2 separate regions of the Homo sapiens genome follow, and region 2 is linked to region 1. The links are chromatin contacts, found by Hi-C or POLR2A ChIA-PET in ENCODE. All regions are on one chromosome and are shown on one strand. The core of a region is the stretch at or near the end of the contact, and the rest is flanking DNA. Distances in the headings are between cores, read along the strand shown.

The links. A loop is a pair of places that touch in the nucleus more often than their neighbours do. ChIA-PET counts read pairs that join two places held with the same protein, here RNA polymerase II (POLR2A). Pooled maps may share reads with other maps.
Region 2: a loop to region 1 is called in a pooled map, with 4 times the contacts of the local background. The contact joins the promoter of ZNF579 here to the promoter of GP6-AS1 in region 1. A Hi-C loop is called at or near these places in 5 of 50 pooled maps. POLR2A ChIA-PET finds 5 or more read pairs at or near these places in 2 of 52 experiments (B cell and activated CD4-positive, alpha-beta T cell).

Annotation. Positions count from the first base shown.
Region 1 is chr19:55,004,353-55,011,372 of GRCh38, forward strand. GP6-AS1 (GP6 antisense RNA 1) reads left to right here and starts at 1,875. Exons shown (of 3, transcript XR_001754013.3): 1 at 1,875-1,937; 2 at 2,065-2,112.
Region 2 is chr19:55,578,392-55,585,411 of GRCh38, forward strand. ZNF579 (zinc finger protein 579) reads right to left here and starts at 2,457. Exons shown (of 2, transcript NM_152600.3): 1 at 2,404-2,457; 2 at 1-1,250. The coding sequence starts at 1,248. RefSeq lists silencers at 2,661-2,800, 3,512-3,806.

The DNA of each region.
Region 1 (7,020 bases), core at 625-3,124:
ATGTGGCCTCAGGCTCACAGCAGCATTAGCACTTGCTTGCTCTGGATCTCATCACATTGATGATCAAGAACAAAGTATTCACTGGGTTCTCTGCTAAGGATACAAAAAAAACCATTCCACAATTCCACGGCCATGTTTGCACCCAGGAACCACGAGGGCTGGGTTAGCCCAGATGGTGGGCTTGGGAAATGTTCCTGGAGCAAAAAAAAGAGCCAGAAGTCATGAGAGCCTGACCCCCTCCCCCAACGCGCACACACACACACCACTCTCTACCTCCAAGCCTCATTTTCAGGCTTCTCAAAGCTAAGGTCACTCCCATGAGCTAAGCCGCGCTTTTCTCAATCCTCAGCTCTTCCACAAGAATAGGAAGAACTCTCTCCTGTTCAAGATCCTGTGGCTCAGCTGCAGCTCTGGAAGAAAGACCCCGGTGAGGGTCTTGCTTTTCACAATCCCCAATCCCAGACCACATCCTGTGCCCCAAAACAACTTCCATGGTAACCACATCCTTCAGGAAGTGAAGTCAGGCAGGAAGTCAAGTCAGAAGACGGAATGGGCTGGGCATGGTGGATCGCACCTGTAATCCCAGCACTTTGGGAGGCAGAGGCAGGTGGATCACATGAGGTCAGGAGTTTGAGACCAGCCTGGCCAACATGGTGAAACCCTGTCTCTACTAAAAATACCAAAAGTAGCCAGGCTTGGTGGTGCATGCCTGTAATCCCAGCTACTCTGGAGGCTGAGGCAGGAGAATCGCTTAAACCCGGAAGGCGGAGGTTGCAATGAGCCGAGATCGCACCATTGCACTCCAGCCCGGGGGACAGAAAAAAAAATGTAGCTGAGCATGGTAGTGCACGTCTGTGATCTCAGCTACTTGGGAGTCTGAGGCAGGAGAATCACTTGAACCCAGGCGGTGGAGGTTGCAGTGAGCCAAGATTGTAATAGTCCAATGTGTTCACCTTGCCCACTGCCTAGACAGAGCTGATTCGTCAAGACAGGGAATCGCAATAGAGAATAATTCATGCAGAGCTGGCTCTACGAGAGACCAGAGTTTTATTATTATTCAAATCAGTGTCTCCCAGCATTCAGGAAGCGTTTTTAAGGATAACTTGGTGGGTGGGTGGGAAGCCAGTGAGCCAGGAGTGCTGTTTGGTCAGGGATGAAATCGTGGGAGCCAAAGCTATCTTCTTGCACTCAGTTCCTGAGTGGAGGCCAAAAGATAAGATGGGCCAGTTTATTGATATGGGTGGTGCCAGCTGATCCATCAAGTACAGGGTCTGCAAGTTAAACGCTGATCTTAGAAGCAGTTTAGGGAGGGTCACAATCTTGTAGCCTCCAGCTGCATGACTCCTAAGTCATAATTTCTAATCTCGTGGCTAATGTTCGTCCTACAGGGCCAATCTAGTCCCCAGGCAACAAAGAGGTGTGCTTTGGAAAAGGGCTATCATCTTTGTTTAAACTATAAGTTTCTCCCAAAGTTCAGCCTATGCCCAGGAATGAAAAAGGACAGCTTGGAGGTTAGAAGCAAAATGGAGTCAGTTAAATCTCTTTCACTGTCTCAGTCATAATTTTGGAAAGGTGGTTTCAAGCTGGCACAACTGCACTCCACCCTAGGAGACAGAGCGAGACCCTGTCAAAAAAAAAAAAAAAAAACAAGAAGTGAAGTCAAGATAGGAGGTAAATTCGGAAGACAGGAAGTGGTGGTAGAAGACAAGAAGTGAAGTCATACAGGAAGTAAAGTCAGAAGACAGGAAGTGAAGTAAGAAGACAGGAAGTGGTTGTAGAAGACAGGAAGTGAGGTCATACAGGAAGTAAAATCAGAAGACAGGAAGTGACGTCAAACCAGGATTTGCAGTCGGAGGCAGGCAAGAAGTGAAATCAGAAGACGGGAAGTGGCTGAGGGGAACGTCTTTTCTCTCTCCTGCTCAGCCCGAAGTGAACAGGTAGCATCAGGTGTGCCATTTCAGTGACTGGGCACAGCCCAGGCACCCACATCTCTCTGCAGCGCCTATTCTTGGAACACCAGAGACCTCTACACTATTTTCTGTTGCTTTTTTCCTTCATTTTCAGAGATGAGATCCTGGATTGAATGACTACTATGGAAAGTGATTGACCAAGGTAAGTCACAACTATCTTGTTCTTTAATTTTGGTGTTGTTTGTTATGACTTGTTAGCCGTCTAGCACTCATAGCTTTGCATTTCCACTCTGCATTACTTGTATTTTTATTATTTTGTGATATTCGTAATAATTTATTATAAAACTGTGTTATTTTTGGATATTTTTAAGTTAAAATGCGATTTTTTAACTAAGTGGCAGTATGCAAAGCAAGTGGTTCAGAACTCTCCCCCATTAATAAGTCTTCTCTCCTGAAAGAAACAATTTTGAGACTTCCTGTTCTTAATTCTGTTTAACAGCATACTTCTAAAAGAAAAAGTGTATACTGTTATTATTTATTGTGTTACAAAAATATACACGCACCTTTCATGCACGTCCGTGTGAAGAGACCACCAAACAGGCTTTGTGTGAGCAATAAAGCTTTTAATCACCTGGGTGCAGGTGGGCTGAGTCTGACAAGAGAGTCAGCGAAGGGGGATAGGGGTGGGGCCGTTTTATAGGATGTGGGTAGGTAAAGGAAAATTACAGTCAAAGGGGGGTTGTTCTCTGGCGGGCAGAGTCGGGGTCATAAGGTGCTCAGTAGGGGAGCTTTTGAGCCAGGATGAGCCAGGAGAAGGAATTTCACAAGACAATGTCATCAGTTAAGGCAGGAACAGGCCATTTTCGCTTCTTTTGTGGTGGAATGTCATCAGTTAAGGCACGAACCGGCCATCTGGATGTGTACGTGCAGGTCACAGGGGATATGATGGCTTAGCTTGGGCTCAGAGGCCTGACATTCCTGTCTTCTTATATTAATAAGAAAAATAAAATGAAATAGGGGTAAAGTGTTGGGACAGCAAAAATTTTTGGGGGTGGTATGGAGAGATAATGGGTGATGTTTCTCAAGGCTGCTTTGAGCAGGATTAGGGGCGGCGTGGGAACCTAAAGTGGGAGCGATTAAGCTGAAGGAAGATTTTGTGGTAAGGGGTGACATTGTGGGATTGTTAAAAGAAACATTTGTCATTTAGAATTATTGGTGATGGCCTGGATACAGTTTTGTATGAATTGAAAAACTAAAGGGAATAAGGAAAGGAGAAAAACAGGTATTAAAGGTCTAAGAATTGGGACGACTCAGGACATCTAATTAGAAAGTGCCTAAGGAGGTTCAGCATAGCCTTGCCAGCAAAGATTATTTATTTATTTTAAGAGTTAACAGTGGCGGTATGGGGATAGTACCAGGAGATACCAGCTGTGCTGGCTTGGAGAAACAGTGTAAACTGGCAGTGTAAACAAGAGCAGGGCATGTGTGAGTAGTTGAGAACGGTGAATAGGAGTATGACTAGACAGAAGATAGTAGGGATGACAAGTTTTTTGGGGCACAATCTAAGTTGGTCTGGTGTCTGGAATGAGACTGGGGCCTAATAAAAAGGAGTGTCTACACAGGAGCTTAAATGGGCTGTATCTTGTAGCATTCCAAGGACAGGCCTGAATTCTGGAAGCGAAAATGGTAAAAGTATTGTCCAGTCCTTTTTAAGTTGGTGGCTGAGCTTGGTGAGGTGTGTTTTTAATAGACCATTAGTCTGTCACTGAATACTAAGAGCCTGAAAAAATGCTTGGCTGATTTGACTAATAAAGGCTGGTCTGTTAGCAGACTGTATAGAGGTGGGAAGGCTGAACTGAGGAATTTTGTCTGACAGAAGGGAATGACAAGGCTAAACTGAAGAATTATGTCTGACAGAAGGGAAGAAATGACTGCGGTGGCCTTCTCAGACCCTGTAGGAAAGGACTGTACTTACCCAGTGAAAGTGTCTACCTAGACTAAGAGGTATTTTAGTTATCTTACTCGGGGCATGTTGAGTAAAGCTAATTTGCCAGTCCTGGGCGGGGGCAAATCCTTGAGCTTGATGTGTAGGGAAGGGAGGGGGCCTGAATAATCCATGAGGAGTAGTAGAATAGCTGATGCAACACTGAGAAGTGATTTCTTTGAGGATAGATTTCCACAATGGAAAGGAAATGAGAGGTTCTAAGAGGCTGGCTAGTGGCTTGTACCATAGCATAGCCTGCCTTTGCTGGTGTGTGGCGATTAGGCCTGGTGGAACCGCCATCAATAAACTAAGTGTGATCAGGGTGAGAAACAGGGAAGAAGGAAATGTGGGGAAATGGGGTGAACGTCAGGTGGATCAGAGAGATGCAGTCATGGGGGTCAGGTGTGGTATCTGGAATAATGTGGGAGGCCAGATTGAAGTCCGGGCCAGGAACAATGGTAATTGTGGGACTTAACAAAGAGTGAGTACAGCTGAAGGAGCCAGGGAGCAGAAAGTATATGCATCAGGTGTGAGTAAGAAAATAGATTTTGGAAATTATGAGAGCTGTAGAGAGTGAGTTGAGCATAGTTTGTGATTTTGAGGGCCTCTAAAAGTATTAAAGCAGCGGCAGCCACAGCACGCAGATATGAGGGCTAGGCTAAAACAGTAAGGTCAAGTTGTTTGGACAGAAAGGCTACAGGGTGTGGTCCTGGCTCTTGTGTAAGAGTTCTGACCGCGCTAACCATGCCTAGGAAGGAAAGGAGTTGTTGTTTTGTAGAAGGTGCTGGGGCTTGAGAGATCAGTCAGACACGATCAGCAGGGAGAGCACGTGTGTTTTTATGAGAATTATGCCGAGATAGGTAACAGATGAGGATGAACTTTGGGCTTGACTGAAGTAATGGGGGCTGTCTGTGAAACCTTGCAGCAGTACAGCCCAGGTAATTTGCTGAGCCTAATGGGTGTCAGGGTCAGTCCAAGTGAAAGCGAAGAGAGGCTGGGACGAGGGGTGCAGGGGAATAGTGAAAAAAGCATCTTTAAGATCAAGCATGGAATAGTGAGTTGTGGAGGAAGGTATTGAGGACAAAAGAGTGTAGGGGTTGGGCACCACAGGGTGCATAGGCAAAACAATTTGATAAGGCGCAGATCCTGAACTAATCTGTAAGACTTTTCCGGTTTTTGGACAGGTAAAATGGGGGAATTGTAAGGAGAGTTTATAGGTTTTAGAAGCCCATGCTATAGCAGGCGAGTGATAACAGGCTTTAATCCTTTTAAAGTGTGCTGTGGGATGGGATATTGGCATTGAGCAGGGTAAGGGTGATTAGGTTTTAATGGGATGGTAACGGGTATGTGATCAGTTGCCAGGGAAGGAGTAGAGATGTCCCATACTTGTGGGTTAAGGTGGGGGAATAGGAGAGGAAGACGCGAAGGAGGCTTTGGGTTGAGGAGAAGGGTGGCAATGAGATGCGGCTGTAGTCCAGGAATAGTCAGGGAAGCAGATAATTTGGTTAAAATATCTCGGCCTAATAAGGGAACTGGGCAGGTGGGGATAACTAAAAAAGAGTGCATAAAAGAGTGTTGTCCAAGTTGGCACCAGAGTGGGGGAGTTTTCAGGGGTTTAGAAGCCTGGCCGTCAATACCCACAACAGTTATGGAGGCAAGAGAAACAGGCCCTTGAAAAGAAGGTAATGTGGAGTGGGTAGCCTCCGTATTGACTAAGGCGACGGACTTACCTTCCACCGTGAGTGTTACCCGAAGCTCGGCATCCGTGATGGTCTACAGAGCTTCCGAGGCGATTGGGCAGCATCAGTCTTCAGCCGCTAAGCCGAGAAGGAGTCAGAGAGCCTTGGGCCAGAGTTCCAGGGGCTCTGGGAGTGGCTGCCAGGTGAGTTGAACAGTCCGATTTCCAGTGGGGTCCCGCACAGATGGGACACGGCTTAGGAGGAATCCTGGGCTGCAGGCATTCCTTGGCCTGGTGGTCAGATTTCTGGCACTTGTAGCAAGCTCCTGGGGGAGGAGGTTCTGGAGGAACGCCTGGCCGCTGCGGTTCAGTTCCCTTCTTGTGTGCTGGAGATGTGGCTGGGGTTTGTCTCACAGTGGAGGCAAGGAATTGCAACTTTTTTCTATTATTGTACACCTTGAAGGCGAGGTTAATTAAATCCTGTTGTGGGGTTTGAGGGCCGGAATTTAATTTTTGGAGTTTTATTTAATGTCGGGAGCAGATTGGGTAATAAAATGTGTATTAAGAATAAGACGGCCTTTTGACTTTTAAGGGTCTAGGGCTGTAAAGCTTCTCAGGGTTGCTGGCGAACGAGCCATGAATTGGGCTGGATTTTTATATTTGATGAAAAAGAGCCTAAACACTATCTGATTTGGGATAAAGAAAAAGGAGCATTAACCTTGACTATGCCTTTAGCTCCAGCCACCTTTCTAAGAGTAAATTGCTGGGCAGGTGGAAGAGGGCTAGTCACTGAACGAAACTGTAAGCTGGACCAGGTGTGGGGAGGGGAGGTGATAAAAAGATAATACGGTGGAGGAGCGGAGGCTGAGGAAGAATTGGGACCTAGCTCAGCCTGGGGAGGAGGGAGAGGTCAGACGGGTCTGTAGAAAAGGAAGATTAGAAAGACTCAGCGACGCTTGGGGTTGAGACTGAGGGGACAGGCAGGAGGGAAAGAAGGAAGATTTGGGACGAGTTGCACTGGGCACAGAGACTAGGAAGGGACTGATGTGTAAAAGAATGCCTGGACGTCAGGCACCTCAGACCGTTTGCCCATTTTACGACAAGAATTATTTAGATCTTGCAGGATGGAAAAATTGAAAGTGCTGTTTTCTGGCTATTTGGAACTGCTGTCCAGTTTGTATTGGGGTCAAGCGGCATTGCAGAAGAAAATAAGGCATTTAGGTTTTAGGTCAGGTGTGAGTTGAAGAGGTTTTAAGTTTTTGAGAACACAGGCCAAGGGAGAGAAGGAGGAGGAATGGAGGGTGGAAGGTTGCCCATAGTGAAGGAGGCAAGCCTAGAGAAAAGAGAGAGTAGAGACACGGAGGGAAGGGGTTCGGGAGTTCTTACCTTCCAGAAAAGCGGGAAAGGGGTTGGGGCATGGATATAAGGGGTTGGGGCACAGAGATAAG
Region 2 (7,020 bases), core at 1,207-3,706, 570 kb after region 1:
GCGCACGCACTGGAAGGGGCGCGCTCCCGAGTGGGTCACCCCGTGCTGCCGCAGGTGCGCCCGGCGCCTGAAACCTTTGCCGCACTCTGGGCACCAGAAGCGGGGCTCCCCGGCGGGGGGCCGAGCCGGGGCGGCGTCGCCTCCGTTCTGCCCTTCTCCCCCTTCCGAGGCACCCCCGCACTCCGCCCCCTCGCCCCCCTCCGGCCCCTTGGCTGAGTTCCGTGCACCCGAGGCCTTGTCGTCCTTCTTGCCCGCCGCGGGCAGCGGGGCCAGCAGGCTGAGGGGGCCGTGGACGCGGCGGTGCTGGCGGAGGTAGGAGGCGAGGCGGAAGGCCAGGCCGCAGTCTGGGCACACGAAAGGGCGGTCGGTGGAGTGGACCAGCCGGTGGCGCGACAGGGACCAGGGCCTGGCGAAGGCCTTGAGGCAGATGGAGCACTGGTGTCGCTTGGGGCGTGGCGGGGGCCCCCCTTCCCCTTCCTGTTCGCCCTCGGGGCGCAGACACGGGTGCGCCTTGAGCTCGCCCTTGGTGGCGAAGGCTTCGCGGCAGCGCAGACACAGCAGCGTCCAGTCTGCCTGGAGCAGGACCTGTTTCTCCTCCTGCCGCCCGGCCGCCAGCGCCAGCTCGGCCCTCAGCTCTGCTGCCCCGGCCTCGGCCTCCTCCGACTCCGACTCCCGGGGCTCCGCGGCGCTGGTGGGCGCAGCCAGCGTGGAAGGCTCCCCCGCAGGCCACGTCTCAGGCCACGCTGCGACCGCCTCCTCCTCCGTGGCCCCTGCTGCAGCGGTGGTGGGCGGCTCCGAGCCCTCGTCCTGCGGGCCCCAGCTGGGTTCGGCCGTCTCCTTGGCCACCCTCTCGATGGCCAGCTCGACCTCGCCGCCCGCGTGCTCCTGAGCCAGGTGGCGCCTGAGCTGGGCCGGTTCTGGGAAGGTGCGGGGGCAGGCGGCGCAGCGCAGCGGGGGCTGGGGCCCGTGGCCGCGCAGGTGGCGGGAAAGGTGGGCCGGCCGGCGGAAGGCCTTGGGGCACAGCGGGCAGGCGTGGGGCCGGAGCCCCGAGTGGCTCAGCCGGTGCCGGGAGAGGTAGTAGGGGAAACGGAAGAGGCGGCCGCAGGTGGGGCAGGGCAGGGGCGCCCTAGGGGCTCCAGCGCCCCCCCTGCCACGGCCACGGCCCCGACCACGGCCTCGGCCACGGCCCCGGCCTCGGCCACGGTGAGGTGGGCTGCCCTGGGCGGGTGGAGGAGGCTGCGGATCCATGCCTGTGGGGAGAGAGGGGAGAGATGGGAAGCGGGGCAGAGATAAAAAGAGGTGCGTGGGGTGTGGCAGAAAGAGAAGCAGAGACAGTCAGAGATGGAGAGGCAGAGAGGGTCAGGTATTTAGCCAGGAGAGAGATATGAGACAGAGACAAAGATGAGAGACACCGAGGGGAGGCCAGAGATGGAGAGACAGGAGGAGAGAGATCAGAGACAGAGCGACAGAGCAGGGAATAGAGACAGGAGAAGGCAGAGATGGGAGACACAGAGAAGTGGGGATGGACAGACAGAGACCAGGAGTCGCAGAAAGACAGGATGGTGAAAGGCAGAGCAGAGAAGAGACAGAGGAGAGTGAGGAACACCCAGCAGAGAGACAGAGACACAGAGAAGAGGAAACAAAGAGACTTGGAGAACCAGAGGCAGAGATAGTGCAAGAGCAGAGATCAGAAGAGCAGTGGCGGGTTGGGGGCCGGAGAGACAGGGAGACAGAGACACAGAGGGAGTGAACTGGGCAGAGGCACGGAGGGGGACAAAGTCAGCGAACCGCTTCTGCTCCAGGTCCCCCGGCCAGGCTGAACGTTTTGGGAGGGGCTGGGACACAGCCCATGGGGCCTGAGTGGAGGGGGTGGGATTTGAAGCCGGTAGGCCCCGGAAATAGAGTGTGTTCTCAGATGCCAGGGGCTGGGAGAGGTCGGGGAGTAGGAGGGTTCAGACTTCTGGTCTGAGTTGGGAGGGGGCTAGGGGCCCAGACTCTTGGGACTGATGGGGATGGGAGCTGGGGATTGAGACTCCTGGGTCCAGGTCATGACGGATTGGGGAATCTGGACTCTGGTATGGAGGAGGTGTGGATTCCTGGGTCCCGGTGGAGGAGGGGCTGGGGAGGGGGCTGGGCTCCCAGGACAAGGGGGAGGCGGGGGCTGGGGACCCAGCTGCCGGGAATCCCCAGGGAGGAGGCGACTGAGGGCCGGACCCCTGGACTCGGGAGGGAGGCTGGTGGGGGTCGGGGGTCCCAGGTCCTAGAGGGGGGCCGATCTCCTCCGGGCCAAGCCTGCAGCTCCCCGAAGGCATGATCAGCAGAATTGGGGCCGGGTCGAGGCCTTGAGGATTTCTCAGCCCTGGGCCTGGGGCTTGGTCCTGGTCGCTGGGGCTGGGTTCTTACCTCGCCTCCTTGGCTCCTTTCTTCCTTCCCCACGGCCGGCCAAACGCGGACGGTGGTGGCGGGGAGGGAGGGGGGCCTGAGCGTGGTGGGGGGTGGAGGAGGAGGCTGGGCTCGGTGTCACTGCCTAAGCCTTCCCCCCGGAAACCTGGCCTTTCCTCGGAGCCTGAAAGAGGAAAGACTGGCTGGGAAGCCGGAAGCGGGAGGACGGGGGACCTGGAGAGGGGAGGGAAGGCAGCTTGCACTACAGGGTCCTGTGAGGGGAGGGGGCTGGGGGCCTGTCCCCCGGGCTCCCAGAGGGCGGAGGGTGCTGAGGGCCTGGAACACTGGGTCCAGCTACTCCCGGCTCCCCAACATGCACACACACATATTCATTCATTCCTTCAACAAATACACATTTATCAGGTCCTGTCTGTGCCAGGCACTGTGTCAGGCCAGGGGAGTGGCCGGGGGAGGAAGATGAATGAATCAGTGACAGAGGCTTCAGGAAGTACTGGCACTCTGGATCAGAACCTGGCTCCAGCCTTCCCTTGGCTGTCTGGGTGAAGGATTCTCCCACTTCGAGCCTCGGTTTCCCCCTTTGTGAAAGCCCCTGCATATACTCATTCAACCCTAAGCGACCAATATTTACTGAATATCTACTACGGGCCAGCCTGCATATATTTGTCTACATATACGCATATTCACTGGGACCTTAGCAGCCAATGTTTACTGAGCACCTACTATGGGCTGGTGCTGTCCTTGGTGCTGGAGTCACAGTGGCAAAAACCGGAGCTCACTGTCTGATGGGGAAGGCAGATAGATACGGATCAATCACGCTGGAGTGCATGTGGGGGAACGTGTGCTCCGAGGCAGGGAACTGCTATGGGAATGCAGAGAACAGAAGGCACTGAGCTGAGCTCACACTGGGAGGAGGTGATTCCTGAGGTCTTCCTGGAGGCAGCAATGTTTCAGCTGAAATTGGCAGAATGAAACCAACCTGGCGACATCTCAGAAACCTATTCTGGAGCAGAAAAGGCATTTTGCAGGAGTATACCCACAGCTTGACGCTGTTTGTTTAAGGTTACATTCCTGCCAAACAGTGCTAATGAGAGTGCGAGCAAACAGGTCCTTTCATACACGGCTGGGGCAAGTAGAACCTGGAACATTCTTACCGAGCCAGCAATTCCAGGAATTTATTCTTCAGAGGCATCTACTCGGAACTGCACAAAATAATGTCTGCACCAGGTTAATCATTGCAGTACTGCACATCACTGCAAACAGCTGAAACCAATCTAAACACCCATCTGTAGGAGAGCTGAGTAATAAATCATGACTGATCCACCCAGTGGAATACTAGGTGTCCATAGAAAAGAACAAAGAAGCTCACCGTGTGCATATATGGTAAGTCTCCAAGTGATAACCTGTAGAAGAGAAAAATGGAAGGTCAAGTACAGCCTGCAGCCTGTTCTGGGTTTGTGTGTGTTCTGGGATTGTGTCCAGATGAACTGGAACAAGAGAGAAGAAACTGAAACTGGCAACATAGTCTAACTTCCAGGACAGAAATTTACTACACTCTATCCTTGTTTTTTTGTTTGTTTGTTTTTTTTTGTTTTGTTTTGTTTTCTTTTGAGATGAGATCTCCTTCTGTTGCCCAGGCTGGCTGGAGGAAGTGCAGTGGTGTGATCTCGGCTCACTGCAGCCTCGACCTCCCGGGCTCAAGCAATCCTCCCACCTCAGCCTCCTGAGTAGGTGGGGCTACAGGAGTGTGCCACCATGTCTGGCTAATTTTTGTATGTTTTGTAGAGATGGGGTCTCCCTATGTTGCCCAGGCTGGGCTTGAACTCCTGGGCTCAAGCAATCCACCTGCCTCGGCCTCCCAAAGTGCTGGAATTACAGACATTAGCCACTGTGCCCGGCTTTTTGTACTTTTTGAATTCAAAACCGTGTGAATGTGCTATATACTCAAAAAAGTAAAGGAGGCCAAGCATGGTGGCTCACGCCTGTAATCTCAGCACTTTGGGAGGCCCAGGTGGGCAGATCACCTGAGGCCAGGAGTTCAAGACCAGCCTGGCCCACATGGTGAAACCCCATCTCTACAAAAGGTACAAAAATTAGCCAGGCATAATGGCACATGCCTATAATCCCAGCTACTCAGGAGGCTGAGGCAGGAGAATGGCTTGAACCTGGGAGGCAGAGGTTGCAGTGCGCTGAGATCGTGCCATTGCACTCCAGCCTGGGCAACAGAGCAAAACTCCACCTCAAAAAAAAAAAAAAAAAAAAAAAGAAAAGAAAAAAGTAAAGGAAAAAGAAATACATGGGGATTATAAAAATAAATGAAATGAAAAATAATAGCTTACTCTTGTGAGCGTATTACAAATATGATCCCATTTACTCCTTGCTTTATGAAGTAGGTACCATTATTTTTCCCTTTTACAGAGGATGAAAGTGAGATACTAGAAGTTTCCAAACCTAGCGAGTCTCAGTAAGAAGTTTCACTTCACAAACAGATAGGAGAAATGATAGTGGATCAGAAGCATGATTTAAAAGAAATAATAAAAGGCCGGGCGTGGTGGCTCATGCCTGTAATCCCAGCACTTTGGGAGGCCGAGGGAGGCAGATCACTTGAGGTCAGGAGTTCAAGACCAGCCTGGCCAACACGGTGAAACCGTCTCTACTAAAAATACAAAAATTAGCTGGGCATGGTGGTGCGCGCCTGCAATCCCAGCTAGTCCGGAGGCTGAGGCAGGAGAATCGCTTGATCCTGGGAGGCGGAAGTTGCAGTGAGCCGAGATCGTGCCACTGTACTCCAGCCTGCGACAGGGCAAGACTCCGTCTCAAATAAATAAATAAATAAATAAATAAATAAATAAATAAATAAATAAAATAGGAATGGGGTCTCACTCTGTTGCCCAAGCTAGTCTTGAATTCCTGAGCTCAAGCAATCCTTCCACCTCAGCCTCCGAAAGTGCTGGGATTACAGGCATTAACTACCGTGCCCAGACTAGGAGCATGCTTTTTAAAAGCACCTTGTCCATAATACTATATTTTAAAGAATATATACCATGGAATAAAAGTCTAAAAATGTCTGTGGTAATAATAGGCACCAAATTCAAGATATAAGTTATGTTTGAGATAGGAGAGGCAATCAGATCTTGGAGGGGGTGGTCCGCGGGGAGTCATTTGTATCCCTAATATTTCAAAGCTGGTAGTCAGAATATGGGTGTGTGTATTTTAACATGTTTTTTGTAAAATACACTTAAACTTTATAATTGTAACCATTTTAAATCACACAGCTCAATGGCACTAAGTAAATGTTGCACAACTATCCACGCTGTCTAGTTCCAGAACTCTTTTTTTTTTTTTTTTTTTGAGACAGAGTTACACTCTTGTTGCCTAAGCTGGAGTGCAATGGCGTGATCTCGGCTCACCGCAATCTCCGCCTCCTGGGTTCAAGCGATTCTCCTGCCTCAGTCTCCCAAATAGTTGGGATTACAGGCATGTGCCACCATGCCCAGCTTATTTTGTATTTTTAGTAGAGACAGGGTTTCTCCATGTTGGTCAGGCTGGTCTCAAACTCCCGACCTCAGGTGATCCACCTGCCTTGGCCTCCCAAAGTGCTGGGATTACAGGCGTGAGTCTCTTTCTTTCTTTCTTTCTTTCTTTTTGTAGATATGGGGTTTTGCTTTGTTCCCTAGCCTCATCTGAACTCCTGGTCTCAAGCCATCCTCCCACCTGAGCCTCCTAAAGTGCTAGGATTACAGGCGTATGCCACCATGTCCAGCCTAGTTCCAGAACCTTTTCATCAGCCCAAACAAACCCTAAGCCCATTAGCAGTCATTCCCACACTCCCTTCTATCCCCAGCCCCTGTCAACTAATAATCAGTTTTCTGTCTCTATGAATTTGCCTATTCTGGACATTTCATATCAATGGAATAATCATACCATATGTGTTCCTTTGTGACTAGCTTCTTTCACTTTGCATAAAAGTTTCTCCTCCTCCTCCACAAAGGACATTGCCCCCCTCTTTTTAAAAAGTGAGACAGGGTCTTTCTCTGTCGCCCAGGCAGGAGTGCATTGGTGCAATCACGGCTCACTGCAACCTCCACCACCAGGGCTCAAGCGATTCTCCCACCTCAGCCTCCCAGATAGCTGAGACTACGGGCATGCACCACCACGCCTGGCTGATTTTTGTTTTTGGTAGAGATGGGATCTCGCCATGTTGCCCAGTGTGGTCTTGAACTCCTGGGCTCAGATGACCAGCCCACCTCGGCCTCCTGAAGCACTGGGATTACAGGCGTGAGCCACCTCACCTGGCCAGCATAATGTTTCTAAGCTTCATGCGTGCCATGGCATGAGTTGGTTCTTCACTCCTTTTTGTGGCTGAATAGTATTCCTCTGCGTGAGTGCAGTCATCCCTCGGTGTCCGCAGGGGATTGGTTCCAGGACTCTCCTCAGATTCCAAATCCCTGGGTGATCGAGTCCCTTACAGCCTCCTATCTGAGGGTGCAGAACCCACGGATGTGGAGGGCCGCTGTCACCTACATTTTGTTTATCCATTCATTTGTTGATGGATATTTGGGTTGCATCTATCTTTGGGCTATTGTGAATAGTGCTGTTATAAACATTGGTGTGTAAGTT